Regions from separate parts of the Mus musculus genome. Here region 1 is linked to region 2. Evidence: chromatin loops called from intact Hi-C (ENCODE). Cell type or tissue: left cerebral cortex. All regions are shown on one strand. Links, peaks and the distances in the headings refer to the core of each region. The heading gives the core; the rest is flanking DNA. Region 1 has its middle 15 kb from the start of Gm31813. Region 2 has its middle 81 kb from the start of Gm31610.

Evidence for each region. Hi-C counts contacts between places; a loop is a spot of excess contacts. Peaks named below come from ENCODE experiments on the same cell type or tissue, not always from the same donor. Only the 100,000 strongest peaks of a DNase experiment are listed, where the experiment ranks them.
Region 1: a loop joins it to region 2, with 3 times the contacts of the local background. A loop is called at or near these places in 2 of 42 quality-filtered maps.

The regions. Positions count from the first base shown.
Region 1 is chr3:21,971,812-21,987,874 of GRCm38, forward strand. No RefSeq gene overlaps it. Among named protein-coding and RNA genes, the nearest start is that of Gm31813, 15 kb to the left of the region's middle. In left cerebral cortex, for the core only: a CTCF peak has its summit at 7,460; no DNase peak of the experiment used is centred there.
Region 2 is chr3:21,562,985-21,579,047 of GRCm38, forward strand. No RefSeq gene overlaps it. Among named protein-coding and RNA genes, the nearest start is that of Gm31610, 81 kb to the left of the region's middle. In left cerebral cortex, for the core only: no CTCF peak of the experiment used is centred there; DNase peaks (open chromatin) are centred at 6,007 and 6,966; H3K27ac peaks cover 1,799 bases.

The sequences.
Region 1 (16,063 bases), core at 3,300-11,299, 410 kb after region 2:
AGGAAATGTGGCCATGTTGGAGTAAGTATTGCCTTATTAGAGGAAGTTTGTCACTGGAGGCAGGCATTCAGGTCTCAGATGCTCAAGCTGGACTCAGTGTGGCTCACACACGCTTCTTGCTGCCTGCAGATCCATATGTAGAACTCTCAGATTCCTCCCCAGCATCAGGTCTGCCTGTGTGCCACCATGCTTCTCACCATGATGACAATGAACTAAACCTTTGAACCATAAACCAGACCCAGTTAAATGTTTTCCTTTAAATATTATGTGGTCATGGTGTCTCTTCACAGCAATAAAACCATAAGATATGACCCTTTACTCTGGAAGTTACTAACCTAAGATGTTTTTTTCTACCCCTATGTAAAAGAACTGCTAGAGATACCTTCCCAGCTATGAGAAGGACTGAATCATTTTTCTTACACTGTCTACTCATGATGGCAGCATGAAAAACGTTGTGAATTGCACATATGATGCACTGTGGATAGCATGTCCATTCTATGCCGGATAAAAGGTTTTAACCCATGAAACCCCAGAGTCAGCATCTGGATGAAATTTCCAGGGTCCACTCTCAGAGTCTATGGATGATTCAAAACTAAAACCAAAATGAAACAAATAAAAACACAACAACAACAACAACAACAACCAGACGAAGGAGATGAGCTTCTTCTCTCTTTGGGTAAATCTGATTTATTTTCAGACTAATTATTAATCTGCATGATAGACAACAGCTTATTGACCAAAAGGCATTCTCTAAGAAAAGTTACAGTTTCATGATTAACCTTTAAAGCTAATATATTCTTGAACTAAAGCTGCAAGCTGCTTCCCTTCTCACCCAGCCCTTACAACCGCCATAGCAGGCACTCACTGTGACTTCAAGGGGATCCTGGCTTGATAAAGTCAGCTGTACTTCATGGCAAGGGATGTTAACTAGCATCTACTCTAGCCTTCCTCATGGATCCAGTTTTCTACATCTCTGAGAAAACAAAGCAGTCTTAAAGATGCTTGTACAACACATGATCAGGATAGACTACATGTGACAGCTATGGCAGGTATAACTCAAAGGCTGAAAGATATCATCATGTTCAGATAACATTTTGCCTCCTTTTTGGTTTTTGTTTGGGTTGCTGTGAGGTAGATTTTCCCTATAGCCCAGACTGGCCTAAAGCTCATTATGTAGACAAGGGTAATTTTGAACTTCTGATCCTCCTATGTCCACCTCACCAGTGCTGGGATTACATTCATGCACCGCCATGCTAAGTTTATGCAGAACTAGGGATGGAACCCTGGGCCTCTGGCATTCTAGGCAAGTGCTCTACCAACTGAGTCATATCAAAGCCTTTGTCATGTAGTAATACAAATATACTCATCTGAATTCTCATGGAGTCTAAGTAAAATAGATCTAATCTCTACATCAATTGTTGAACATTATTTTATATGAATAAGTTATTTCTTGTGTTTTCTTATCTTGACACAAGTTCCAAACCACTGACTAGAGAACTGCATAATACTGAAAGCAAGAATTTATTGTACTAAGAGTTTCAACTTGAGCCAAGCTTTGACTAATTTCAAAAGACTCATATTAATAATAGTATCATTTAGTCTTTTAATCCCACTGAGTTCAGGAGCTATATGAGGTATCAAAGAATTTCACAGACAGCTGTTCTTTTCGGTACTCTTATAAAATGGTGGATATATATTATAACTGGGGTTTAAAATGTAATTTTAGAAACTTGGAAAGGAACAAACACTATAATTTATTCTTTTTATTATAATGAATTCTAAGGTAGAATTAGGGTTACATGACTACAGTGTGGATATTATGGATATTATAAGTCTTTAAGATTAAAGTCTTGGGATTTTTGTTTTATGTCAGTGTGACTTTTATTAGATGAAAGAAATGGCCACACAGTGTGACTTTGTAGTAGGGACTGCCAGTAGTAACATCAGTAGATTCTGTTAGAGTTTGAGCAGGTGGCTCCATCAGGAACCTGCTTGCCTTGCAACAGGAGGGTCTGAGCTGAATCCACACAATGCCTGTAAATGCCAGGCATAGCAGTGATGATTGTGTGCAGTCCCGGCCCGGAGAAGGTGGCGACAGGGAGATTTCCCTGGCTCCATGACCTAGCAGCCGAGCTGAATTGGTAAGTTTCAGGCCAACGAGAGACTCATGTCAGAGATGCTGGATGCTGCTCCTGGGGATAACAATTGAAGCCAACCTCTGGCCTTCAGATTACATGCACACACACGAACACACACGTGAGCATAAAAGATACCCCTCTGGAGTGGAATGATTTTTTTCCATTATAGAGTTACTTATGTTTGATGTTCTTTAAAATTATGGTAAGCAGTCATTTCTCAATGGTACAGTCCTTTCTAGGAAGATTTCTAGTCTGTCATTTCAGTCAGCCCCTCTTTCCTGCACACGTCTGTTTCTATCTACCTCTCTCTGCCAGAGCTCAGCCTTGTTCTAGTTTTGCTCTGTTGCTGTGATAGAACACTCTGGCCAAAAATAATTCAGTGAGGAAAGGCCTAATTTATCTTACAGTTACAGGTCACAGTCCATTCTTGAGGGAAGCCAGGGTGAGAACTCAAAGCAGGGACTAGGAAACAGAAACCATGGAGGGATGCTGCTTGTTGGCCTGCTTTCTGTGCTCTCTGGCTCACACTCTTTCAGGTTCCTACTCAGTTAAGTTTCTCATACAGCTCAGGACCACCTGTCCAGAAAATGGAGCTGCCCACAGCAGAACAGACCCTCCTATATCCATTAAAACAATCAAGACAGTCCCTCCAGGATCTATCCACAAACCAGCCTGATTTAGGCAATTCCCCTGCTAAGGTTTTTCTGTCAGAAGACTGTAGACTATCCTAGGAAGACAATAGAACCTAACTAGGACAATTTTCAACATCAACTCGACTGGATTTAGAATGGCCTAGGAGACACACTTCAGGATGTGTATGTGAGGTTATTTCCTGAGGAGGCAAAACCTACTCTAAGTGCAGGCAGCTCTTTACTTGTCTAGGGCCTTAGAGCCTTAATAAAGGGAAAGGCTGAGAAAGTGAGCTGAGCTTCAGCATTCCTTAGTTCTGACTGTGGACACTGTGCGGCCCACTGCCTCACTCCCCTGGTTCTATGTCTTTCCACCATGGTTAATTGTATCCTTACACTATGAGCCAAGATCAACCTTTCCCCCACAAGTTAGTTCTTGTCAGGTACTTTATTATAGCAACGAGGACATTGGAGCCTGATATCTATACCTGGAGGATCAGGAGACCAAGTACAAAGGGAAGAATAACTTCCCAGCCTCCCTCTGCTTTGAAGACTCCCAGTGACACTCCCTTTCAGCAGCCATGGGTCACAGGGCTCCCCTATTTATCCCGTCTTGGTCCATCAAGTTCTGTGGAGCTTATAAGATATCCTTCAGAATAATATTTTAAACACTCTGAGCAGACTTACAACTCTAGACAAGATAAAGTAATAATAACTTCCTCCTTGGGGGAAAAAAATCCAACAAGTGGATCAGAAAAATTGCTCAGCTGGTACAGGCTTGTCCACCAAACCCGGTGATCTGAGTTTGGTTATTAAAGAATCAGGCCACTTGGTGATGGAGAGAACTGACTCCCCCAAGCTGCCCTCTGACTTCCACATGCTCCCTGGGACACGCGCGCACACACACACACACACACACACACACACACACACACACACACTCCGTCTCACCCAATTCACACAGAAAATAATTTTTAAAATATTTTTAAATAAGAACTGGGGCATCTGGGGCAAATGATCAGAAAACAAAGACCTGGGGCTCTAAAGGTCTTTAGAGGACAGGCCTGCCACTCAGCTGAGAACTTACTGCCTCAGGCAAGCAAAAAAGTTATCTGTATCCAGGTAGAAGCCAAAGACATCTAAACAAAGGAGATCGGTAAATCAGTAAATCTGTCTTTTTATGAGGTCATCTATGTAAGAAACCTAAGAGAGGCTGCACAAAAGGTGTATGCAATTATAAACGAGTTTGAGAAAATTGCAGGATATAAAATCGATATGCAAAAGCCAATAGTGTCTTTAGCAACACTTGAATAGCCCTGGAGAGGAGATGATCATGATCGACAGTGGAAGAACAGTCTAGAAGAGGATGCATCATTCCTCCACACGGGAGCTATGGAGCCATGGTACTAAACTAGGAGACAGGAAAGACTGTGGAGTCAAGGAGACATGCTCACGTTCATGGCTCAGAGAAATCCAACAGAATGAAATCAGTGAGCTAAAAATACTGTCCACTGGCTAAGACTATGGCTCCGTTTTTAAAGACTTTGCGTGATTAACAAGAGGGCCAGAGTTAACATTACCAGACCTGATGTAAATGCTGGGTGGCTACGCAACACCCTGTGGAGAAGCAGTGAGGGAAAGTTGGAGAATAACAATGTGTATTAGCAATATTAGCAAACTTAACCAATAATCTATCTTCTTCTCATAGGTAACAGCAAACGTAGAACATTTAGCTGGTCTTCCTTAATAGGCCCAGGCTTCTTATGTGTTCCTGATACATGACGACAATCCCCAGAATGGTGCTCAAGTCTGAAATAAACACTCTTTCTTAGGGACCAAGAATAAAAGCGTTGCCCCCACACATACAGTGGAATCAGCTGAAGGTGCATTGTAAGTCTTCTGAAAAGGTTTCCTTCCTTCCTTCCTTCCTCCCTGCTGGTTTTCCTTTTCATCCTAACAGTGAAGGGAACAATGTGGTAAATTTTATGTGGGTTCCTGACTTCTAATGTGTTTCAGTCTAAGGCTCCGTTTTCAGTCTCCACTACCAATTTAAAAGGATTCTATAGCTAAGGATTAAGGAAAGCAGACCTATACCAGATACATTTCTGAGAAATAGGAAGAATCTGTTTCTAAATAACATGAATTCTAAAAATAAAAACAGTCAATATTTGTTGCAGAACTTGGCCACACACTACAGATGATGGTTCCCAAGGGTAACTTAGAAATGTTTCACAGTGAGCTGAAAACACCATTTTATTAACACAGGTGCAATTTGGGACATTGCAGAACCAAGCCTTTGAACATTTCATCTTCCAGTCTCTGAGTGCCCACATAGTTTCAGACTCTGTAGCAACATTCCACCTCAAGCTGATGTTTACAAGATGTGATGGTTGAGAGCCACGGTTACCTAGAAAGTATCTTGTCTTAGACTTGTGATTGAAGTCTAGGACAATATAAAAGTCTAGGTGAATATAAAAGAGTTAGCAAAGGCTGCCCTGCCTTGTGTGAGAGATGGGAAAGATAGGAAAAACCAGAGTGGCGTATATGCTGTGGATACATGACAGTGGTGAGGAACCGGCTGCTGTGAGTGACCTGTGCCAAGGTGATATTCAAACCGTGCTGCCACAGAGGGCCATGTCTGGGTTCTACTGAAGCCAGATGTGTGTCAGTGTGTCTGTGTGTCTGAAGCCAGATGTATGTCTGTGGACTGTGTTACCACTGAAGGCCATGCAGATGTCTGTGGGCTATGCTGCAGCCTGAAGTCACATTGATGTCTGTGGTCTGGGTGCCAGCATGTACCATATAAATGTGAGTAACCTGTGCTGCTGTCTAAGGCCATGGCTGTGTCTGGATTCACGCTTCACTGAGGACAATGTCTGGGTCATGAGATTAAATAATTAAACTGAATTAATTTTAGTTTAATCTTTACTGCAGCAAGGTCTCTGTTGATGTCCTGTGTTACCAACAATGGACACTTGGATATCTGTAGTCTGCGCTGCAGCCTGAACCATGTTTATATCCATGGGCTGTGCTGCTGCTATGGCCATATTGATGGGAGTAGCCTGTGCTGCCACTGGAAGCCATGAATGATGCCCATAGTCGAGGCTGCCTTGTCTGGTTTTTTTTGGTCTTCTGCAGCCAGGGCCATGTTTATGGTCTATGCCAGAAATCATATGGAAGCCTATGGTCCACGTTTCAGCTAACTGTAAAGAGCAAAACAGCTAGTTCTGCAGTGACATTGGTGATTGCAGACACATAGTTGACAAGAGCAACATAGAAGGTTCTGTGACAATCCCTACTTCTACCCCAATCACCACCATTCCACCTGTCAAACCCCCACCTCAAAAGAAATAGCCTAAAACAGGAAACCACTGAAGAGAACTCTTAAAAGTGTGATAAGGATGCTGAAGTTAGCTCTCCACCATTGATAGCTCTGCAGGGGTATGGGAGGGGAAGGACTCAGTTCTAGTTAAGCAGCAGGCCACTGACAGTTTGACCACGCTCCAGTGGGTATATAGATAGCACAGGTTGGACTTGAGTTGTTTTATTTTTTGAGGGGGAGATTGTTTTATTAATTTAGCTTAATTTAATTTAATTTTAATCTTTATTTGGAGGAGTCACAGGGTGGGAAGGACCTGGACAGACTGGAAAATGAATGTGATAAGGGTGCATGGTGTGAAATTCCCAAAGAATTAATAAAAATATTATGTTAAAAAAGAATTAACAATTCACCCAAATTAAATTAAAAATTATAAACATGAGGCTGGATCGATTGTCCCATGGTAAGAACACATGTTATACAAGCTTGACGATTTATGTTTGTATCCAAGAATCCACTTGAATAAATACAGATGCTGGGAATGGCCCCAAGCACCTGTAAGCCCATCGCTGTGGGAGACAGAGATAAGGGGCCTTCTGGAGCTTGCTGGTTACCAGCTAAGTACCAACTTCCAACTTCAATGAAAGACCATCTCAGGAACAGAGCAGAAATTGATAAAGTAGGATACAGCTGTCCTATTTTGATTTCTTGCTCACATGTATAGGCACACGACACAAGCATATACGTGCATATAACACACACACACACACACACACACGAGGCATGCACGTGTAAGCAAAGTATAAACACTATGACTAGGGATGTGGCTCAGTTGATGTGTGCTTGCTTAACAGCCATGAAGCCCTGGATTTGATTTCCAAAGTTGTATAAACCAGGCATACAGGCATATGCATGCAATCATAGTACTTGGGAGATGGAGAGAGGAGATTTAATCAACCTCAGATACATAACAAGTTCAAGCCCACGCTGGGCTACATATGATCAGGAAAAAAAAATCTACAGAGGATGAAAAGAAGAAAGGAAGGGAGGAAGGGAGGAAGGGAGGGAGAGAGGGAGGGAGGGAGGGAGAGGGAGGGAGGGAGGGAGGGAGGGAGGGAGGGAGGGAGGGAGGGAGGGAGGGAGAGGGAGGGAGGGAGGGAGAGGGAGGGAGGGAGGGAGGGAGGGAGGGAGGGAGGGAGGGAGGGGGGAGGGAGGGAGGAAAGGAGGAAAGGAGGAAGGGAAGAAAGGAGGAAAGGAAGAAAGGAGGAAAGGAGAATAAGACTCAAAATCAAGTCATCTTCTCTGAGTGCTCCAGGTTGAATTGTGCAGCAACCCTTGTGGTCAGACTTGCACACTGCTCTTTCAAGATCAGAGATTTTATGTTCTTGAAACATAATTTTTTATGTATATACTTGTACTTTGAGAAGAAATTCTATCCAGGTAAAACACAACAGTACCAATCTCTCAAAGTACAGAACGAAGGGTAACGTAATCGAAACATAATGCTGCTAGCCACCCCTCAGTGTGAAAGCTCTGGGGAAGCATACTAACGGGGATAGCATAAATCACAGACAGTGAGTTACCTGTCTCTGACTGTGTAAACATTTAAACCAGACAAGCTCAGCAGAACTGACCTAGAACACCTGCCAGAGTAAACATACTTCCTCTCCTTGTCACTCACTATGTTCTGATACCCCCAACTAGCTCATTCCTTCGCTTGATTTGGTGTTTTGAATCATAAAACAAAGGGTTTCACTTTGTAGGTCAGGCTGCCTGATGATCTTACCATCTTCTTGCCTCAGTCTCCCAGCGTTGAGATTACAGTCTAGGGAAACCCTTTTCCCTTGCCTCACTAGAGCCTTGGAGAGCTCTAAGAGGGACTCAGGGCAGATGCTCTTATCCCATCCCACAGCTTTGGGAAATGAGAGCCAAGGAAGCTCTCCCAGATGCAACAGTGGACAGTGAACCCTAGGCCTGGATGCTAAGGATCCTTCTGAAGCCCAGGCCTCTTTCCTTTCCAAAACATAGTCTGCTTGTATTGCAACAAGATGGCACTTCTTAACTGAAAAAGAGAAAATGTCACTGGACTTATGTGAGTCCATTTCTTTAGTTCCCTTGCTTATCATTCCAATTCCTGGCTTACAATTTCTGAAAACACGAAAGGAAATGAAATAAAGAATAACCTCAAACACATAACAGTTGAACAGAATATAGATTTAAGAATGTCCTTAGGCATCGATTCAAAGCACAGCACAAAGCACAGCAGAACAAGGAGAGAATGGGTGTTAATGTTCCATTTAAAAAGCCAAACTTTGGGAGAGAAAGAGGCTTCCCATAAAAGTAAGCTGGCTTCTTCCAGCTTTAATCATAAGCATGAGACCCCAGAGCCATAGAAACTGTTCACTTCAGGATGTAAACAGTAAAAGAAGGTGTGAGATTTCAGTCCTTGGTCAGAAATCACAAGGGGTCAAAAGGACTTGATGTCTACTATGGACAGAGGAAAAAGGCAAGAGAGGAAGACAGCCTTACAAGGAGAAAGGACAGAGGAGAGGAAAAGTCAAGGAGGAAGGAATGAGAGGAGGGGAGAGCAGAAGAGAGGTTTGGAAAGAAAATAATTAAGGGTGGAGGGAGAGAAGAGAAAGAAAGAGGAAAGAAGGGAGGAATGGGAAGACAAAAGGAGGGAGGAAGAAAAAGATCTAGAACAAAAACCAACTTCAAGCCCAGAAGGAAATTATTTGAGCTTGTTTGAAAAAAACACGAATTAGTAAGCATGTGAACTTAGTACTGCATGAGAGTCAAAGGGATCTGATGGTCTCCATCTGTGCAAAACCAGTCACTGAGCCCAGGAGGCAAGGGAACGTGGGCACTACAGGAATTGAAAGTGTAAAAAAAGAATTGAACAACTATTCATTTATTAGGGCAAGGCATGTGCACCACAGTGTGTGTGTGGAGGCTAGAGGACAATTTAGGGGACTAGGTTCTCTCCTTCTACCATGTATAGCCCAGAGACTGAACTTGGGTCTTCAGGCCATCTCACCAGACTCGAGTGTAAAATTTCAAAAGTCAAAGTGTAAATTTAGCACTAGACTGAGAATGTGGCTCATTGGGTAGAGTGCTTGCCTCTTGCGTGCATGAAGCCCTGAACTGTACTTCATAAGCCTGTCATGGTGTTGTCTACAACCTCTGTATTCAAGAGGCTAAGTTAGGAGCAGCTGAAGGTCATTTCTGCCTGTACAACAGAGGTTACATGAGACCCTGAGTCAAGGAAGAAAGGAAAGAAGGAAGGAAGGAAGGAAGGAAAAAAGGGAGGGAAGAGAAAGGGAAGGAAAAGAGGAGAGGAGGGGAGGGGAGGGGAGGACAAGAGGGGAGAGCTGAATCCAAGGGTGTTCTCAGGCCTTGATCTTTGGTCTTCTCCAACCCTCAGAGAAAAACTGAGGACCTCTTCTCATTGAGTCCTACCATGGTTTGAATCTGAAATGTCCCGCCAGTCTCATGTTTGAATGATTCCTTCCCAGCTGATGTGCTGTTTGGGAAGCTGTGGAATTTTTAGACGATGAGGCCTGACTGGCAGAAGTAGATAACCTTTAGAGGTTAGAGCCCAGCTGCTGTTCCATTTCTGATTCCTAGTCCACCACAGAGGGAAGAAGCTCTCTCACACTCCCACTGCCACCAGCATCTTCTTCCCATGGACTGACACCCTCTGAAACCATGAGCCAGAATAAATTTTCCTCCCTTGGCTTGAGTCTGGCCAGTATTTTGTCAAGATCATCCAAAAGTGAAGCAGGTAGGGATGCAGTTCAGTTGACAGAACACTTGCATAACCACACAAGGCCCTGGGTTCAATGCCCAGCACTACAAAGATAAGTAACTAGCGCTGCTTTCAAGCCCGGTTGCCTTGAAGTTAAACCATCACCATCAGTTTCTGGCTCCTGGTGTTTCAGATCCAGGTGGTCCTGGAACATCTTGGCTCTCCAGGGTCTGTACCTTAACATGTACAAATGGATGTTGGAAACGCCAAGCCTCCAGAGTCACACAAACCAACTAAGTTAACTTTTTACAACAGCAAAGTAGAGGTAACAAGATGGTCCTGTGGGTAAAGACACCTTCTGCCAAGCCTGATAACCTGAAATCAACTGTAGAAATGCACTAAGCACTGTAGTGCATATGTGCCCACATATATTTTTAAATAGTGTGGTTTTTAAACTTAAAAAAAACCAACCTCTTATTTATTTAAGTTGCATCTATTCCACCCTATGTACATATTCTTTATGACAAAACACACACACACACACACACACACACACACACCTGGTTCCATTTCTCTGGAGAATTTTGATTCATAAACTTAAAAAAATTTTAAAAAGGGAGGGGTTGGTAAGGAAAAAAAAATCAAACTGACCTCATGGGTCTCCTTAATAACATACAATGATTGAGCCTTGGAGAAACATACACAAAATTTTAATGAAAAGAAACAGTGACTCCGGAGCATTTAGTAAGGACATCATTCTAGAATGATGACAAGCATGGATCTTTTCAAAATAAAGGAATCAGAGAACAAGGGCCATGTGACCTCCTGGGAAAATAGGACAGTGAAACTTAAGCAGGTGAGAGAGAAAACATAAGAAAGATGAAAGCAGCTGAGCGTGAAGCCTGGCAGAGAGCTTGAGACACAGGGAAGTTACACTACCATGGTAGAGATTACAATCACAAGAGCTGAGCACTGTCAATAGGGGCAGCTTGAACAGAGTAATTATGGAGCTTGGTGGTGGAATGCTCGTCTAGTTAGTGAAATGGACAAAGCCCCGAGTTCTAGCTCCAGCATTTCAAAAATCAGGAATGGCAGAACTCTCTGTGATCCCAGATATGGAAGATGAGGTGGGAGGACAAGAAGTTCAAGGTCACCCTCAACTACCCGGAGGGTTTGAGGCAAGTCTGAGATAGGTGAAATCCAGATTCAAAGGAAAAGAAAGAAAAGGAGGAGAGGGTGTTAAAGTCAAAATCTTTTTTTTCCCATTTTTTATTAGGTATTTAGCTCATTTACATTTCCAATGCTATACCAAAAGTCCCCCATACCCACCCCCCCCCACTCCCCTGCCCACCCACTCACCCTTTTTGGCCCTGGCGTTCCCCTGTACTGGGGCATATAAAGTTTGCACGTCCAATGGGCCTCTCTTTGCAGTGATGGCCGACTAGTGTCCCCCAGGGCTCTTTCTGCTAAGGCTGGGTTCCCCTCGCAGTGGTACTGTCTTTGAAAGGTGGCGCCTCAGGGACAGTCTTCAGGCCATGCAGGCTTGCCCTGGCAGAGGATTGTGGGACCGCAGTCCCTTCTTCCTCTTTCTGCTTTTGCTCTGGCTCTTGAGGTGACTACCCCCAAAACCTAAAGCAATGAGACAGCCAGAGCGAGAGAAGCAGACTCCAAAAGTAGGATCTAAATTAAGATCCCAGACATTTGTCCCAGCAAGTTGAAGATAATGCAAGAACACAACTCGCAACAAATGGGGGAGTAGCAGTAGGGGCTGTGACATACCTCCATTCTCTGTTATCTAAAATTGAAGAAAATACCTCTACCTCTAAGTGTTTCTCACAACCTTTCATATAACATTGAAGAGCTTCTGTAGAAAGTACTTCTAATGGAGAAATTGCTTTTCTTCTTCATGTGTACTTGTATAAATTTATAGGTATGGTGAGATATTTTGACAGATCCAGACAGTTGCTAATGATCAAGTCAGTGTAATTAGCACACCCTGAGTCAAAGACAAAACGAGCTTTTGAAACTCCGTACTTTTGATTTTTTTTTTTCAATGTACTTCATTTGATTTTTCTTTAAATTCAGTGGTTTTGTTATCTTGGTAATTTTTCCTCCTTTTGGGATAGTGTCTCATGAAGCCTTATGTAGCTAAAGATGACTGAACTTCTGATCTTCCTGTGTGAACCTTCAGAGTGCTAGGATTACAGGCATGCACACCATGTGTGGTATACGTAGTGCTGAAGATCAAACACAGACCTTTGTATGTGCCAGGCAAGTATTCTATCAACTGTGGCAGAACATTTGTATCATAATACCATTTTTATATAGTCCATCTATTTAAATATCTAGCTGGAAAGATTCAAGTCAGCAGTAACTATGCAATTTCTGGTGATTCCATTCTAAGTAAATAATAAATGAAGCTTATTTTCTCATTACTACTTGACTAAAGAATTTGGGTGACTTTCAAAAACATCCAAGCAAGGCTGGCAAGGTGATTTGTTGTACAACAGCGCTTCCAATACCCAGAGCCCACGTGGCAGAAAGAGGCAGCAGAGGTCCCTTGACCTCTGCTCAGGTGCTCCAGCCAACAAGAGCCTCCCCACCCCCTGCTGTTCCAAACACACACTGAATAAAGAAATGTTAAGCAAAATAAAACAACTTTGCAGTTCTTAATGGAAGGAACAGCTTTCCTTTTTTCCCCATTATTAACCTTTTTAGTTACCCTACAAAATAGTAAGTTTCATTAAGCAGTTTCTTTCTTAAAACACAGCAGGAGTCATCTGAAAGATCCTAGCAGGAGTGGAGATGTAACACATGCTCTTTAACTTGTTTGGTTAAAATAAATTTCAGCTTCTAAAAATACTGTGTTCTTCCCCAGCTAGCTTCTTGCCATTTAAAATTTGACACAGTGCTTACCAAAGATGACTCAAAATTCAGTTATTCTTATTTCCTGCATTCTTGATTTCCATACAGAGCTGCAGAATCTTTCCAAGGAAAAAAAAGTGGACCTTCCACCCACTCCTACTTTCCCCTGGTAAAACTGCCCTGGCTGCAGTTTACCTTCAAGGTAAACCAGGGAAATGACCCAGACACTGCCTTTCAGGGAGCAGGATTCCAACATGTGAGTAGTGGTAGCAGGTACTCCTGATTTTAAATAATGCCTCTCAAGAGGCCCAATGGCTAAGAGCTCCTGCTTTGCAAGAATGAAAACCTGAGATCAAATCTCCAACATGCAAGTAAAAAGCCAGGCATGGCTGGCTGCTCTCTTGTATACCCTCAGCTTTGCACGGTAGAGACAGGCAGATTCTGAAAGTTCATTGGCCAGGCAACTCCAACTAAATGCTAATCTTCTGGTTCAGTGGGAGACAGTGTCTCAAGGAACTGAAACCATCAGAGAAAGACATACTATACTCTTCTCTGGCCTCTGCATAAGGACACACACACACACACACACACACACGACAGAGAGTGAATAATGATTCTGGTATTGTGGCTATGTAACACCATTGCTTTTTTGCTGATTCTAGGGGAATAAGACTACTGGATGTGAAATGTGTTAAGATTTAAACAGGCAACATATGTAAATAAATTGACACAGATTAAGTCTTAAGGAATCCATAGTTAATAGTGTTTTCAAAACAATTAACGATGCTACTCAACCACAATGAGATCATATCCTGATAAGCCCCTCAGTAGATGAAAATATCACTTAACACCCATCACCTACTGGACAAACCAGCTAAGCAACCATGCTGGAGAGTATTGGTTGCTCACATTTGTGATCCCAGGCTGACCACAAACTGAGAGTACGGTGCCACTGCCCACTGTAAGTCATACCCCAAGAGGAAGATCAAAGCTCAACAACCCAAAAGAAATAAAAAAAAAATCACTAAAGCCAACCACTTTAGCTGTCAACATAAAATAGTTTCATTAGTTGGAAAGTAAAAAACAAAACAAAACAGAACAAAAACCTGGAGAATGAACCAAATTGGAGAACATTCTAGAAATCTCTCCAGAGTCTGCTTTTCCGATGTGTATGGAATCTGTGTTGGTTTTCGTTGTTGTTATTTGCCTTGGTTTTTAGTTTAGTGAGTATTACCTAGGCCTAGATGACCCTTCTAATTACATAGTTGAGGAGAACCAAGAACACTGATTCTTCTTCCTCTACCTCCAAAATTAGAGGATCACAAGAATGTGTTACAGTTCCTTACTTACATGGTGCCGAGACAGATGCCAGCGCTTCGTGAATGCAAAGCAAGCACTCTACAACTGAGTTATATGCCCCGTCCCAGCACTTAAGTTACTGAGGCAGCATATAAGGCCTCTCCAAAGATTCCAAGAGTGGTGTAGAAACCTCTGAGGGTTTTTGTCCTATCCACAGCTAGACAACTAGACACTCTGCTCATCACCCAGGGTATCAGCTTGGAAGCCTGGGTCTGGATTAACTTTTATGAGCCCTACTGTTGATCCTACTGGGAGAGAATAGGACCATTATCCCAATTTTTGAGCCAAAATTAAAGTAAGTTTTATTAAATGCTGGCCAAGACTATGGACTCTACCCAGATCCATACTCAGGATTCCCAGAAAACGGCCTCACACTGTGCTAATCTGGTGATTATAAAGGCACAACCTACAAGGCTGTGTATTTGCTGCCTTGGGGGTAAGCATACATCCTGCCTATGTACTTCCTGGTCCATGTGATTAAGGACATCCTGAGAAGTTGAAGCAACCAACCTTGTTTACAGAAGTGAAAACATTTTCATGGCTTGTTATCTTGCATGAATAGTAGCCCCCAGAATCCAGGAAGTTATCTGTCCGTGGGCAGAGAAAGTTATCTGCATTATAGGTTAGAGACATTTTTGTTTTATAGATCCCTTCAGCACAGGAATTAAAACTTAAAATATAACTTTAGCCCTCACAGTTGGAGTATATCATTTACCAAGCTGTAAAGGGCAATTAGGTTGTCTGATTTCACAAGACCAGGTTCACCGGATGGTGTCCAGCTTCCCCTGGTGAATGAGTGACCAGAACGAAAGCACTCTTCACCTCTGCTGAACTTGGATCCTTGAAGGTGGGGCTGACTAGAGTTACCAGGCTGTACAATGCTGTCTGGCCACATCTTGGAGCTGGGCACATTTCTCGTCCTCCCCTCAGGGAGGGGTTTATAGTACAGGCAGTTTTTTCAAAGAGGAACATTTCCTTAAACAGGACACCTTAGGCTTATCTGTTGTAGGAGAACAATTAACACAAGCTTTGTGAAGATCTGCAATTGAGAAAACACTGAGTTCCAAGCCAAGTCCAGTCACTTACACTGGCAGAGTCCATTCTCAGAGTCATCAGAGGTACGGGGTGTTCTCTAGGACTTGGTCCTGGTCCTGAGTTAGCACAGAGGCAAATAGTCCTTGCCTAAGAGTTGATGTTCCAGGAAAAAGTAGATGTGTGGTTGCCAGGATGACTATCTCCAACTCAGCTGGGTTTATTTTCGTCTGCCATTTTAAGAAGATGTTGGCTCAGGGGACAGACACATTCTGTACCAAGCCAACAGGTACCCTGCCAAAAATTCTGTGTCAAAAGCTGATGATGAGGGCTGAGGGATGTATGTCAGTTGGCAGAGTACTTGTCGAATGAGCACAAAGACCTAGGATCAATCCCCAGCACTGTGTAAAGGGATTGTGGTGGCACATATCTGCAAGGTCATCCTAAACTATATAGAAATATCAAAGGAAACCAGACAACTTGAGACCCTGATTTAAAACAAGGGAAAGGACTGAATAAAATAAATAGCCTCTGATATTTGGGCATTTAAATTTGTTGTTGTTGTATTTTTCCTGATTTCAGAACTCTTGCTGGAACAATCTCTACATTATGGTTGACTGTAGAAAGAGCTTCCAAGTTAGCGAGCTGAACCTCCTACAGATGAGGGTTAGAGGAGTAAGTATCTCCTCAGGAACTAATGCACGTGATTATGGGGCCTTACTAAATCTAAACTTCTCGGGTCAGCATCAGTCTTTAGTAAGACCTTCAGCTGACTAGACGGAACCCACCATGTCATAAAAAGTATTCTTGCTGCACAAAGAATCCATTGGTTTTCATGTTAATCTCACCCAAAGATGTTACAGAAACATCTAAAATAATGCTTGACTGAATATGCAGCCCCATAGCCCAGCCAAGTTGAGATGCAGAATGACTCACGCTGGTTTCTAAACACCTGCCAGTCTCCTACAGCCTC
Region 2 (16,063 bases), core at 2,792-10,791:
GATAGTCATAGAGAGACATGGGTATCTCTTTAGGACACCTTCAGCTCTGCCAGACACATTGCATCATGACTTATGCAGTGGTCTTTGGTTACCATCTCATTCATGAAAACCTGCTAATGAGGGGTGGAGCCTAGATCCAAACCATATGCTCCTTGACAGCAGAGTGATTAAGAACTTCCCTGGGCCAAGATGTACAAAAACAGTGTAGTGTGGCATATGAAAATGTCCTTTCGGCAGTAGAGTGCCTTTGCTCAGAATATTCTAGAAATTTAAGATTCTCTATTCCCACTAATGTTGAAAGGAAGCTCCAGGGCAAGAACTAAAATAAAATAAAACCTCTCACCCACATTACAAAGGAAATGAAGGAAAAAACTTTATGTATTTAAACAGTAAGAAGTTAACCAGTTCCCAAAGTTGAGTAAATTTGTTTCAATCTTACAAGTTTGACCAAAGATCAGTTAAATAACAAGTAAAAATTCTCTGTAGAGATTTTTAGAGATGACTAGCAGAATGCCGTATGCCACTGATACCTGTGTTTCCCTCAGGCCTAACGAGTCAAGAAGAAAACCAACCATGCTTGCCAAGTTCCCTTAATTTCCCACAGTGGAACAATGTCTGCTCAAGGAGCCTCTGTCCTGAAATGACTCAAGGCCTTCCTCCCTTGAGCAAGCACAGAAAAACATGGGGGGAGGGGACCCACATGCCAGAATCTTGCTAGCCCATCAAGGGCCTCATTATATAAACAGTAATGAAATGACTGGGGTTGATAAGTAACTAAACTTGCAGGTAAGTGTTCAAACTAATGATTTCATATATGTACACGTCTATACAAAATACACTTATCTCCCTTCCCCAGTCTATTACAAGGACAACAAGATTCTAATAAGGGCATTTCATTGTTCTAGACAGCAAACCTTCATTGGTTTTTTTTTTTTTTTTGGGGTGGGGAGGTTGTTGTTTTGTTTTGTTTTGTTTTGTTTTTAGTGTCACACAAGACAAAACCTATTGCGTTTGAAAAACAAAAGCATTTTTAGATCAAAACAGAGCAGGGACTTGCAAGATGAATAATACATACAAGTAAGGCACCCACCTCAGTTTTGTTGTGATTTATCAGCATGCAAGGGATGGGACAAAAATAAAGGGAAAACGATTCGATTGTTAAATCAAGCCTTCTCAGCTTCCTGGCTGTAGTCAATTTGCCAAAAGCCTTTTCTCTACTGTAATCCCATTTTTCAACATCTCATAACTAGAACCTGATTGATCATGTGGTCACATCCAGCCCAGACTCATTAGGCCAATTAAATCAAAGCATGTGTGCTGGAGATTCCAGCTCAGGGGCTGCTGCAGTGCCAGCAACAGCTTGGCTTGCCCACATTCCACAGGGTCTTATTTCAAGTGGTGTGATCCCCACATGGACGGTTTGATTTATTAAAGGGGACATTTTGTCACTCAGAAGGACTTCTCAGGACACTGGGTGGTGGGAGAGCAGTGAAACCAGGGCAATGTGACAAAAATAGGAGAACTTGTCACCCAAACCCGGAGGCAGCTCACACACACAGCAATGTATTTTAAGCATGAAGAAAATAGACTCTGTCTTAACAGCCTGGTTCTGTCAGAAGAGCGTCTCCCAGAGAGCCCTTCTTGGCTGTGGACTGTTCTGAGAACCTTTTTCATCTTTGTTGCCAAGGCAGCTGGGGGGAGGGGAAGCTGTGCTGGGTTTCCAAAGAATTGAGCAGCCAATACTATGAGCTTCCAGAACAGTGGGGCAGTGGCAGCCTCATCCTTAAGGAAAGGGGACTAAGAGATACAAGGAAGACTCAAGCTTGGGCAGTTTTTTAGAACCCTGACTCTGTCTGAAGAAAGCATCATGTGAGGTTCGGGTCTAATGGGTTAGGGACTAATTAATTGGCCAAAGATTTGACAAGGCTGAGGGTGGAAAGGCTCTTGGTTTTAGGGAGTATTTGGGTGTAGGAAGCAGCCCTGAAAGGTGAGCTCCCAGTCTGACTTTTAGATCCTGACAAGGAACATGGAGATGGAGGGAGGGAGCAGTGGAAGATTGTCTGTCCACGCTTCAGGGAAATGCCCTGACCTATTCACTCCTCTGTGCCCAGAGCTACAGCCTCAACACGCCTGAGTAGGAAGGATGTGTCTAAATCCACTCTGTGCTTTTGGTTTGTTTTTATCTTTGGAGAGAGAGAGAGAGAGAGAGAGAGAGAGAGAGAGAGAGAGAGAGAGAGAGAGAGAGAGAGTTTAAAATCTATTTTTGCCCAGGCATGAGTGATCATGCCTGTGTATCCTAGAGCGTGGGAGGCAGAAGGCAGGAAAGTGGCAGCTCACTTGAGATCTACATAGTGAATCCCAGCTAGGGGTCCATACTGGAATCCTGTCTCAAAAACACAAACAAAAAGATTTTCTTTGTGGCCACACAATTCAGTTCTATATTAGCTAATGAGTCACTTTTATGGACTTTTCAAAAAACTTACATACCACAGAACTTTAGAATTAAGAGCATTTTGGCCCAATATATTTGGTTACAAATGAGAGGACAGAGGTCTAGAAAATTTATTTCTCGAAAGAGATAAAGAAAGCTAAGAACTGAGCTAAAGATTTTCAGATGCAAACTTAAAGCCTTACTCAAAGGCTTCTGTGATGTGGAGGTCAGGGGTGGAGCTCTATTACAGGCATGTCCCCCAGAGCCCAGACTGCTCTCCACAACCCAATTCCTACTGGTCCTTTCCTTCTGCAGTCTTCAGCATCCCCCATCTCCTTGAGTAGTCTGATGCTTCTCACTAACACTGGACTTCAGTGGGCAATCAGATGACACTCCATCTCCACACAGCACAATGAAACTTCAGCCAGACACTTGTTCTTTCTTATCTTTCAGAAAATAAGCCATGAATTCCAGAACCGTCTCTGTGAGACAACTGGTCATCTCAGCTTGTTCTAACCCAGGGCCCCATTCATTCAGGACACCCTGGAGTGTTCAAGGAAAGTGATCTGCAAGCAGTAGGTCAGTAGGTCACACCCAGCAAGGAAACTCACCACAGGACAGACTGGAGGACACAGAAAAGTGATTCACAAAGAACCACCTCCTAGTTTCACTCTGTGAGGGTGCAAGTAGCCACACAGGACAGCAGGGGTGGGGTGGGGTGGTGAGGACCTAGAAAGGGTCCTGGTGTCATCAGCAAAGCAGGTGCTGGTGAGAAAGAGCATTGAATCAGGTCAACCAGGTGAATGACACTGGTTTCCTTTAAGGATTGTCTGATGCATATAGTATAATTTGATCAGATTCACTCCAGGTATCATCGTTTTTGTGTGTGATCCACTGAGTATAATCAGGATTTTTATGCAAGAGTATGGATGGGATGTTATTTACTGGAGCACAGCCATCTAACCAGTGGCTGCAGCACTGGAGAAAATGGCTCCTCTCCCCCTCAGAGTTCTTAACTGCCAACAGCTCCTCAGGGAGAGAAGGGTCAGGAACAGCCTTTTAAAAGATATCTATCTAGGGAGTGACTGCTGATTTTCTAAACTTCTTTTCTAATAACTGGAATGGTGTGTGTGGCAGGTGAGTTGACAGAGACTAGACTGTGAAGGCCACTGTAACAGATGGAGCATTTTAGTCAGGGTACAACCAATCTCTTCTCCCTCTGGCAAAACAAGACTACTGATTAAATGTGGTATGGCCTTCAATCTCCTGGGGTCACATGGACAGTAACAGCTCTAGAAGAACTTAGAAAAATATAAAGAAAAATTCACAATAAGCAGCTTATTCACAGCTTTGAGACATAGCGTTACTTTAATTAAAAAAAAAAACTTCTGGAAATATACTTTTGTTATATTTTGATTAATATAATATCATACCTTTTTCATCTTGGAAGTTCAAATTGGGGATAGTGTGGATATAGCTCAGCTGATAGAGTACCTAGCATGTACCAGGCCCTTAGTTCAAGTCCAAGGACCTTATAAACCAGGCACTGTGGTGCATACCTATAATCCCAATATTTGGGAAGGAAAGGAAGAAAATAAGTTCAAATTAGAATAAATGTCTGTAAAGGAAAAAGACAGTCACTATTAATTTTACAATACTCTAATAACTTTTATTTCTATTCAATATTTTCTTGATTGAGAATAGCTGGTGTCTTGAGTTGATTGTGTGTGTGTTTGTGTGTGTGTGTATGTGTGTGTGTGTGTGTGTGTGTGTGTGTGTGTGTGTGTGTGTGTGAATATGCAGACTGTACATTCAGTTTACAGTCATCAAGAACGTGAAGAGGAGTGCATCAGAGCTAAAGAGATGGTTCAGTGGTTAACATCTCTTGCTACCATTGCAGAGATGTTCAGTTCCAGGACCCATAAGGGAGACTCACAACCATCTGTAATTGCAGATCCAGGGAATTTGATGGTCACTTCTGGCCTCCTCAGGCACAAGGCACATAACTTGTACATAGACATTCATACAGCCAAAGCACTCATGCATATAATCTTTTTTTAAAAAATTAAAGGAGAAAAAAATGTACGTGAAAGACTGTGGTTTTTTAAAATAAACTTTCCTCTCTGTTGAACAGAAAAATAAACGAGATTATTTTAATCAAATCATAAAACTAATAACCATGCATTCAAACTGACATTTTTATATTATATTTTGAGAGAGGAAATCTAAAACTCTTTGTGTAGCTGAGAGTGGCCCTGAACTTCTGATCAGTCTGTCCCTACCTATCTCCTGAGTGCTCGGATAACAGATGTGTGTGCTGAGCATCAAAACCTTGGGCCTCAGCATGCCAGGAATCCCTCTACCAATTTCGGATATAGCCTCAGCCCCAAAACTGATACCTTTAAATGATTGCATTAGGCAAAGCAATAGAGAATCAATAAATCTCTTGTGCAGAAGAATTGCGAATAATTTATGTTGGCCTATCACCTTCCAGGAAGCAGGGTTTAATTATCTATTCTTTAAGTCTACTGTGCATACTAATGTATTTCCAGAGGGTATTGTTCAACCTTCCCATCAGGCTATGAGGGCAAATAACATTGAGAAGCAACTCCAGTCAAATGCCCTAGACACCACATTTTACAGTCTTTCAAAGTCCGTTGGTAGAGCCTAATCATAAGAAATACCAGATATATAACAGTTGATGAACAATCCCAGAGCACCAGTCAGTTTTCACTCAAGTTGTCAATATAGTTTTAAAATACTGATGTTCTGGAAAATTCTTAGACAAGAAGAGTCTCTACATAGGGCCATCCACCCTTTTGACATTGAAACATAACACTGCAATTTTCAAACTTTTTAGGCCCAACTCAGCTATCATAGAGTGCATGCAGCCTATTAGGTGGCTGAAGGTTGGACCTTTCTGGCATTCCACAGAGACATAGGTACCAAATATAATATGGAACCATAACTGGGAGTTTGGAAGAGAAAATAGATACTGGTGTACCAAGGAAATAAAGATGAAGTTCAGACTTTGGATAAAAAGGATGCCTTGTTGGGTGTAATGGCTAGTTTTATGACAACCTGACATAGGGTATAGTCACCCAAGAGAGGGAGAAATGAAAATGCCTAGGAGCCTGGGCTGTAGGGCATTTTTTAAATTAATGATTGATATGGGAGGGCCCAGTTTATTGAAAATGGGGACACCACTGGGGTGTTGGTCCTGGGTTCAATAAGAAAGCCAGCTAAGCAAGCCAAGGGGAGCATGGCAGTAAGCAGCATACTTCCACAGCCTTTGTATCATCTCCTGCCTCGAAGTTCCTGTTTCAGTCTCTGTCTTGACTTCCTTTGATGATGAACAGTGATATGGAAACATAAGCCATATAAACCCTTTCCTCCCCAAGTGGCTTTGGCCATTTTGTTTCATCATAGCAATAGTGATCCTAAGTGACAAAGACATGGTAGGAATACTGGCATGAAAGAAGTTTACAAGTGTGTCACTGAGAGCTTCTTCTACTACTACAGCTGGAAGACTTTACTGTGAAGAAAAAAGTCTGTATAGTGGCAAGAAGCACTCAAGCAGCATGTCACAGTAATCTGGAAAGGCTACATACCACATCAGGAAACTATTGAAGTGTAGCACAGATTGCCTGTGGGAACCAGAGTTCAACACAAAAGCAATGGAATAATTTCTTATGATCATGTAATTCCATGTCATTTATATAGTTTTTACTTAAAACTTAATATTGTTCACATACTGCAACAAACACAACTTACTAATGTACGATCCTTACTACTGTATGAGCCTTACTAATATATGATGCCTTTCATGAGGAAAAGTGAATGAGGGGCACATGGGAGCTCCCCAAACTGTCTTCCCCTTTTTCAGTAGTTTTCTAAAACTATGAAATTAAAGTTTTGTTTAAAAATTTGCTAAACAACCAGCTATGGGGGAAAAGAAAGATAAAAAGAAGAGACAGAGAAATTAAGATGGAAGAGAAACCAAAGAAGAGGGAAGGATAGGGGACATGAAGAAGGAGGGAAAGAAGGGAGGGAAGAAAATGAGAGAATGGGGAAGGCAGAAAGGAAAAAAAGAAGATAGAATAGTAGAAGTGAGTATTACAGTGAGTTATAAGTTAAATGTCAAAACTAGCTTTCAGCCAGTTGGGGAAGTACAAATTCTTGTCTAAATGCTCAGAACAATGTGTAAGAATTGCTGAAAGGGAGTCACAAGCTCAATTAGCATACTGATGAACTGGTAGACCAAACCAGACCAGGGTGCTGAGCATGTGGCCTGCAGAACACAAGTTCTGAGCTCAAAAGAGTTGGGCTTGTACCAAGAACTCTCTACTGTTTTTAATTAGGAGTAAGAGTTGAATTGTGTTTCTTTAATCATCATCCTGACATTTTTTTGTCACCTTCATAAATCTTTTTCTATTTAGTCACAGGCAGGCCAGATTCTCACATCTTGAAGGTGGCCTAGTAGGACATGATGTCTGGTGCTGCTGGGCCTGACCAGCTCTGGCAGAGTCTTTTTGTGGAGGGACTGAGTCATCTCATCTCTCACTTTTCCTACCAGCCAAGTATTTTTAACCTACTGTCAGCCATGTGGGGAATGCAGTTAGGAAGAAAAAAGAAAGTTTGTTTTTAGTGTTTCTGCTTTCGGTTGCTAAGTCTAAGAATGCATCACTGGGAGAAAAAGAAAAAAAAGGCAGGGTCTTCTATCCAAAAATAATACTGGTTTGCTTAATATTTACTTCATTTTTTTCCTATGCACTAAAAGTGAGTGTCTGGAACCCTCAGCAGGGGTCACCTTTTTTCTAAGCACGTAACTCTGTAGTGGCCCATGCTACCACCCAACTTCAGGATCATAGAGATGGTTGTGGCCAGCCTCCTGAACCAGGAGAGCCTTTACTAACAGGTAAACCCCTATTGATCTGTTCTGCTAGAGATCAAAATCCTGGGTCATAAATTCTATGTCCCAGTGCACATTCAAAAGCCTCTGAACACAGAAATGCTAAGCATCATAAAAACAATTAGCTCTAATATATAAATGAAATTACAAGAGTTCCATTTTGCTTTTAGTTCTAAACTAAAAATTTTAAATTGACAGACAAGAGCCATAGATGATGGAGCAGGAAGGGAATGGAAAGAAGAGGTTTGTTTCTTACCCAATGTTTGTATACAGAATATCAATCATTTAAACAAAACTTACCTCCCTTTTCTGTTATTGCATGGTACATTAAAAACTGGATTTCATAGATGGGTCAGAAGAAGCCACAGTGGGGACTAACTATTGCAAAACAATGAAACTCAGATGATACAACTCCATGTGGTACATTGAAAAATAGAATAAGCTGTGTCCTTGGGATAGGAAAGTTAGGCTTCCTATAGTGAAGTGGCTAAGCACAAACTCTTTTCCCAGAACAGTAAACATAAAGCATAGACCAAGGAAGACGAAATTTAAAAAGTATACCTCTAAATGTTAACCAGATGCCTGGGGGTGAGGGTCTAGAGTGCTTGCCTAGTATGCAGGAATCCTTGGGTTGCATACCCAGTATCATATATGCTGGGTTCCGTGGTGCATGACTGTAGCCTTAGTATTAGAAGATGAATCAGAAGTTTCAGATCAGAGAATGATGACATGTCAGGTCTATAACGTGCTTGCTGCACAACTACGAGGATCTAAATTCAATCCCCAGCACCTTTGTAAAAGTCCACACATCAAATATACTTGAAATCCCAGCTCTATCGAGGCAGAGACTGGAGGGCCCCAGGACCTTGCTAGCTGTCGGCTTCCTAATCTTTGAGCCCCATGATCTAGTAAGATACCATGTCTTAAAAACAGGTGTACAACACCTAAGGGACAAGACCCAGGCCTATCCTCTGGTCTATACATGTAGACATGCACACATGCACACCTGAACTCACACGAACCCTAACTCACACACTGTCCATGCACACACACACAATTCAGAAGTTCAAGATCATCTTTGGCTACAACAGTGAGTGAAACCACCCTGACCTACATGAGATCTTGTCTGAAGCCAATGAAAGCAAAGCGTGATCAGAGGATGCTGAAAAGGCTGGGAATTTGAGACAAGCCTCACGGGGAAGAAACTGATAAATGACTCATGGTACCAGCCAACATGGAAGAAGACTTCCTGAATCTAAGGAATACATGCCTAATGTCTGCCTGTAGATGTTTTGGGGGAGACCAAACTCAGGCTACAAAAGGAAACCAGATAAGTACATATTCCAATAGAAATTGCCATATGCCACAGAACGTAAACAGAACTCAGTGTTTCTATTAATCTATGTAGTATTGATTTGCCCCATTTCACAGATAAGGAAACAGGCACAAAATGATCGATCCAGCACTCGAGCTTGCACAGCTGTCAGTGTGCTCTTGAGCACTGATCATGTTATATCCAGGGCACACATCACCAGAAAAGATCATGCACAGTCAACTTACACTGGAGATATATTGAACTCACATAGTGAACTATATGCTACCATACAATTTGGAGATAAAAACAAAACAAACAAACAAATCCTTCATTTCATGTTTTCCTGAAGCATGCATTGCCAGATGACAGAGAATAAAATAAGTAAGGACTGAAGATGAAAGATTTAGTGGCAACAAATATGGTAGACTTTCAAGTGAGATAAGTGAAATTTAAATCAGTTGAGTCACGTGTGTCACTGAGAACTAAGGAAAGGGAAGGGACATGCTATCGAGACAAGTGACATTCGTCACTTGTCAATGCTATCTGTGAAAGCATTCAAAGCATGCACAGCCCAGACCCTGAGTGAGGTAATGGCCAAAGGGGATTTGGTGACTAGAATCTATTCATCTTTGGCTGTTTTGCTGATGTTTCAAAATGTTTCTAACCCTTTATACAGGTGTAAAAATCATATACACATCACATAGAAAAATACTAAAAGTACCTCTGAGTCCAGTATCCTTCCAGAAACAGCTCTCAGGTCTCCAGTTACTCCTGAATCTTTTCTCATCTCATACTACAAGCACCTTGTACGTCTCCCCAGTTTCTTGGGGTGTGTTCCACCTTAAACATTGCTTTTGGGTTGTTGTTGTTGTTGTTGTTGTTTGGTTTTTTTATTTTGTTTTTGTTTGTTTGTTTGTTTTTGTGTTTTTTTTTTCCCTTCAAGACAGGGTTTCTTTGTATAGCCCTGGCTATCCTGGAACTCACTCTGTAGACCAGGCTCACCTCCAACTCAGAAATCTGCCTGCCTCTGCCTCAGTTAACTCTAGCTTATGTCAACTCGACATAAAACTAGTGAGTACACTTTATATCTCTATTTTGTTAAAAAGAGAAAACAAATTTTAATCATATGCCCTAGCAGACTGTTGTTCCCAAATACTCATGAGGTTTTTTTTTTTTTTGCCAAGTGCTGCAATTTATCAGCAAGAATAAGGTTCAAGATAATTAATTGTGTGTATGGGGGGGAGGGGCTATGGGCAGAGTACAACCCTTGGTACCATTCTCAAGACTATCATCTATTGTTGGGGATTTGATTTGTGCTTACACGATAATTCGCACGTCTGCTGCAGGTCCCTGACAACAGTTGGGTTTTTTTTTTTTTTTTTTTGCTTGTTTGGTTTGGTTTGGTTGTTTGTTTGTTTTGACTGTTCAATAAAGAGCCAGCGGCAGAGGTAGTACTTTTAGGATTTCCGAGCAAGAAATGCAGAAGAGAGAAGGAGTAGAATCGCCAAGATGGAGAAGCAGAGAGATTAGACGTTAGAGCCCCCCGACATGTAAGAATCTGGGAAAGTAGCCTCAGGGGCCACTTCTCCAACCGAGTCTGGCCTAGCAGAGATGAAATATAGATTTAGCAAGTATCACCTCAGGAATATTGGATGGGAGTGTGTAGGCCACCTCAATGGCTGGGCCATTCCTGAACTCCCACATGTCTAACATACTCTCCTCCAGGAAAATAGCTTGATTGGTAAAGTACAGCCATGCAAGAATGAAGAGCTGAGTTTGATCTCCGACCCCTGTAAAAATGCTGGGCATGGTGACATATGCTTCTGACCCCAGTCTGAGGTGACTGAGATAAGCAGAAGGATCCTAGGACTTACTGGCCAGCCAGTCTAGTTAACTGGTGGACTCCAGGCCAATGAAGGACTTTGTCTCAATGGAGGTGGATTGTAGCAGTAAATTGTTAAAGGTCTTCTCTATGCTCCAGCGGGTGCTCATGCAGCTCTGCACCCGCCCCAGAGTTCTGGATTCACAAATGAAAGATACACACATGCAATCAAGCTATTTTCCCATCCCTCCCAAGTTAATATTTAAAATTTTTTTTAATGATCTCAAGTAGCAAAACATTTCTCTACATAACCACAAAGAAAAAGAAAATAATTAGTCTATGCAATTTTGCTATTAATATGTAAAAGCTTTATTTTATGATCAGAATATCCAAAAAGAGCATATTAAAATATCTCAAATAGAACACTTAAAAATAAGGCCATTTTTTTTTTATTTTTAGTGCAATCGACTTGGACCAGTAGTTTATGCATTATATTATTTCTCAACTGACAATTTCATGGCATACACATTTTATTTCTATGAAGGTCACTGTAAAAATCTAGTGTGTGATTAGAAGGATATGTTTCAGTTCCACACTGGTTTAAAAAATGAGGAGGAAAAGCTAAGTTATGACCAAGCACTGGCCTAGCACTCACCCTGGGATCAGTCATCAACATAACTTTATTTTTTAATGAGAAAAAAAGTCTAATACAGAGTAGTATGAAATTTATAAGAACTTGGTCTGAATCTGTCCTTATCACTATATTGTAGCAAATGCTCTTCAGTGTCACAGAACTGATATGAAATTGGCCAGGCAGGAATTTCCACTCCATAATTATTACTGTGTTTCAAAGAGTAGAAGATAAATCTTGCAGAAGCAAACTTATTTGGAGTTATTTCCTCTGCCTGAACCTCCCTGGAAGGAAGATGATTAGATATAGCCTCGTGTCACACTGGACAATTGATTATCATTACACATGCCTGAATTCTTCTGTTCAGTGGCCCATAGGAATCAGGGCTGCATGTCTCACTGCGGAGAGGCTCTGCAGGAAAGCAGGAGGCAAAGGTCTGACCACACTATAGAAACTACCACCAAGTCTATACACTGTACTAGGCTCCTCCTCCCCCATCTTTCCCTAAGCCAGTATCAAGCTTCCTCTCAAATCACTTTACTTCCTCAGTGTTCCTGGCCTAAGTGCTTTGCTCAGAACCAACAGTAGCTTTTATTTCACTGTCCTTAGTCATTCCTGCAATGTTTCCAAGGTACCTCACAAAGTCACCAAGTGATAGGCAAGATATCAATCCCTTCTATTAACCAAAGACCAAAGGCATGAATGAGAACCCTGAAATGTAGGAAGTATGGCTCCTCTATCAGGTTCTTGAGATTAGATAGCATATTTAAAAGTGCACAGGAAAAAACGCTGGTGAGAGCTGATATACAATAAGGATCTGGGGAAAGGCAAAACTGATGATAGAATCACAGAATGAGACTTTCCAAACTCGTCCAGCCCAATAATATCATCCTTTCTCCACTGATCCACCTCCCTCTCCCAACTTCACTGTTAACCTTAGCATTGCCTCTGCCCAGATAGCACTTATGTTCTTCCTCAGCAATTCCCCTTTCTGACTGCAGACTTTAGTGGGTTATTTGCTTCTTTTCTTGTCTCTGTGACCAAATACTTGTCAAGAAGTGACTTGTAGGAGGAATGGTCAATTAGGGCTTATAGTGAAACAGAGGATAGTCTATTATGGGAGGGAAGTTATGATGGCAGACACTTGAGATAGCCTGTACTATTGCATCTAACATCAGTGTGGTGGTATGAACAAGAATGGTCCCCACAGGCCAGACAGTGGTGGTGCATGCCTTTAATCCCAGCACTTGGGAGGCAGAGGCAGGAGGACTTCTGAGTTCAAGGCTAGCCTGGTCTACAGAGTGAGTTCCAGGATAGCCAGGCTACACAGAGAAATCCTGTCTCAGAAAGAAAGAAAGAAAGAAAGAAAGAAAGAAAGAAAGAAAGAAAGAAAGAAAGAAAGAAAGAAAGAAAGAAAGAAAGAAAGAAAGAGAGAGAATGGTTCCCACGGGCTCAAATATTTGAATACTTTGACCACAACTGGTGGAATTACTTGGAAAGGATTAGGAGGTATGGCCTTATTGAAAAATATTATATCACTGGAGTGGGCTTTGAAATTTCAAACATCTATAGGATATTCAACTAGCCTTGTGCTTGTGGACCAAGCTCTTGGCTACTGCTCCAGTACTTTGCCTGCTGACCTACTGTAATGTTCCACTCCATAATGGTAATGAACTCACCCTCAGAAATTATCAGCCCCAAGTTAAACACTTTCTTCTAAAAATTGCCTTGGCAGAATGTCTTATCATAGCAGTAAAAGCAGGCCAATTCAGCTCTCAGCACCTGTTCTAGGGAGCATACAACTACCTATAACATATGTTTCAGGGAAGCTGATCTTATCTTATCTGACCTCCAAATATACCTATATCCATGTCAGTGCATACTTATAATTAAAAATAAAATGAATCTTAAAAAGAAAAAGAAGCCATATTAGAACTGAAGAGGTGATTCAGGCAGCAAATTTCTTTCCACAAATCACAAGGGCCATAGTACCCCAGAACCCTCTAACAATTCTGGCATGGTGGCAATACTTGTCATTCCTCCGCTGGGAAGGAGAAGACAGGAAGATGCTTGGTGCTTATTGGTTACACACTTTTAACTGGTGCTAATTGGTCCGACGGACTTAACTACATGGCAAATTCCAGGACAGTGAGATATCCTGTCTCAAAAATCAAAGTGGACAACTCCTGATGAGCAGTGAGGTTAACCTCTGTCCTGTACACACACACACACACACACACACACACACACACACATACAAACACACACACACAGATATATATATATATATATATATATATATATATATATATATAGAGAGAGAGAGAGAGAGAGAGAGAGAGAGAGACAGAGACAGAGACAGAGACAGAGACAGAGACAGAGACAGAGACACAGAGAGAGACACAGAGAGAGACACAGAGAGAGACAGAGAGAGAGATTGAGAAAAAGAGGAGGAGAGGAGGGGAGAGGAGAGGAGGGAAGAGGGGAGGGGAGGGGAGGGGAGGGGAGGGGAGGGGAGGGGAGGGGAATTAAGATTAGGAGGAGTTTTGCACATCCAAAATGTAGTGCTAGCATTACTTATGAAGCTCTACTCCCTCTCACCCTTTTTTCTTTTATTGGAAACAGATTCTCTTCTCATACAATGTGTCTTGATTATTACATAGGAGTTTCCTCTCTTTCTCTACTCCTCCCAGTTCCTGTCCCACCTTGTCTCCACTGCAATCTCCTCCCTTTCTCTCATTAGAAAAGAATAGGCTTCTTTTTTTTTAACTTTTCATTGATTCTTTGTGAGTTTTCCATCATGCACCTCAGTCTTGCTTATCTCCTGTCCCCTCATATCCTCACTTCATCTTATAGCCTCCCCACTAAAACACAACACACACAAACAACAACAACTCATACAAGAGACCTCATCGTGAAGTCTGCAGTATGTCACAGTGTGTATCTTTCTTGCTCTCATGCCTTGGGATCTGAGCAAGTAGAAAGCTCAACTTCACCCATGCCTCCAGAGGGCAGTTCTACTGTGGTGCCCAGTCAGGGTATAGGCACCCACTCTCCCAAGTGCTTTAGACTATGAAAGGCTTTCTCATGCCCTCCCTGCTGGCTTACCTGTGACTTTGCCATCAGGGCCAGCTTCACTGTGTTAAACAGGGAAGGTACAGGGCCCACTCTTCTGGAGTGAGGGTGGCAGGGCTAGGTCTCCTACTCTCATGACCTCAGGGCTACCTCTCTCTGCTGCTGCAGGTGGCAAGGGTTGGGGAGACAGCATCCCCCCTGCAGGCATGTCACTTCACACCAGATGAGTGTTGGGGCTGATCTCCTATGCTCTTGGCCTTGGGGCTGGCTCATCTGTGCCCCCTCAGCCATAACCAGCACAACCCTTCTGCCCAGGCGAGGTGCACGGCCTGCTTGTTCCAGTGCTGCACCCAGAGAGGGACAAGGCTAGCTCACCTGCTCTTATGACTCCAGGGCCAGCTCTCCCAACTGCCCCAGGTGGTAAGGGGTGAAGCGATAGAGGGCACCTCTCCGTACCCATGTCACCTCAGCAGAGGAGTGTCAAGGCCAGCTCTCCTGCACTCTCACCCTCAGAAGTGGCTCACCTGCCACCCACCACTAGGGTCAGATCTTCTGTGCTGTCCCTGTCCCAGTGAGGTGCAGGGTCCAATTTCCTGAGTGTTAAATTTGTTGAGGGGCAAGGATAGTTCTCCCGAGCTCATGGCCTTTCCTGACTGTCAGAGGTGTCAAGTGGCTGGAGGGAGGACATCACTTCTGCGCCTACGCCACGCTACAGCAGATGAGTGACAAAGTTAGCTCTCCCACATTCATACCCTCAGGACTGACTCAGTGACACCTGCTTCCCGCCACCACCACCACTCTATGTCCCCAATGTCCACCATGACTAGCTCCATTGTGCTCCCTAGGAAAGGTGCAGGGCCCACTCTCCCAAGTGCTGCCTCTGCTGAGAGATGGGGTCAGCTATTCAGAGTTCTATATCCAGTAAGATACAGAGCCAGTTATACATAGCCCCTGGACATCCCCATGGTGCCCAGCAGCTACTGTGACCAGGGACATGCCCATATTCTGTAGTGAGTCACAGTCATTGACACCAACGGCTTCTTCTGCATAGCCATGGACTCAGACGTGGCCCTCAGTGGCAGTAAGCAGGTGTCTATGGCCTGCTTGTGCAGTGCACTGGAATGAAGTTCTGTGGGTGGAATGGCAGCCCACAGGTCTCTATCTCTCCTCCTCCTTCCACACTGTACTGCCTGGATTTGATTTGTTTTTAATTGAATTTTATGAGTCCTAGGCATAAGACAGCTTTGGCTACTAAACCAGGCATCAAGTTAGAATGAATAATGGACTGCCATCTGTTTTGCCTCTGACCGACATAAGAACACCACTAATAAGGTGCTTTTCTGCCCATTGCTAGATGAGCAGACTTCTAAGAGGTAATAACCAAACATACAAACTAAAATATAGTAAGATGAGGAAAAACTGTCACATTGAAGTTGGACACAGCAAGCCAATAGGGGAAAAGGAGTCCCAAGAACAGGCACAAGGGCCAGAGACCCACTCATTGTCACAGTCAGGAGTCCCATAAAAATAATAAGCTTATAGCTATAATATGTACACAGAGAACCTGGTGCAGACCCGTGTAGGCTCAGTGCTTGCTGCTTCGTTGTCTGTGGAGGAGAATGTCTTCATGCTCCACTCAGCTGGGACCAGGGAGGAATGGGGGATAATTGGAATGATAGTGAATTTCCAGCTACAGAGAAGGATGACACTGGAGCCACAATTGGATCTCAGGAGCAGTGGGAGAGGTGTGGATCTTCTTTCAGCCTCTTGTTGCCCTGGGAAGAGCTGCCATTGGATTAGCAGGGCATGTCGGTTTGAGTGAGGGGCTGGGATATTGAAATGAGTGAGGGGAAGGAGATTAGGAGGGAATGGACTGT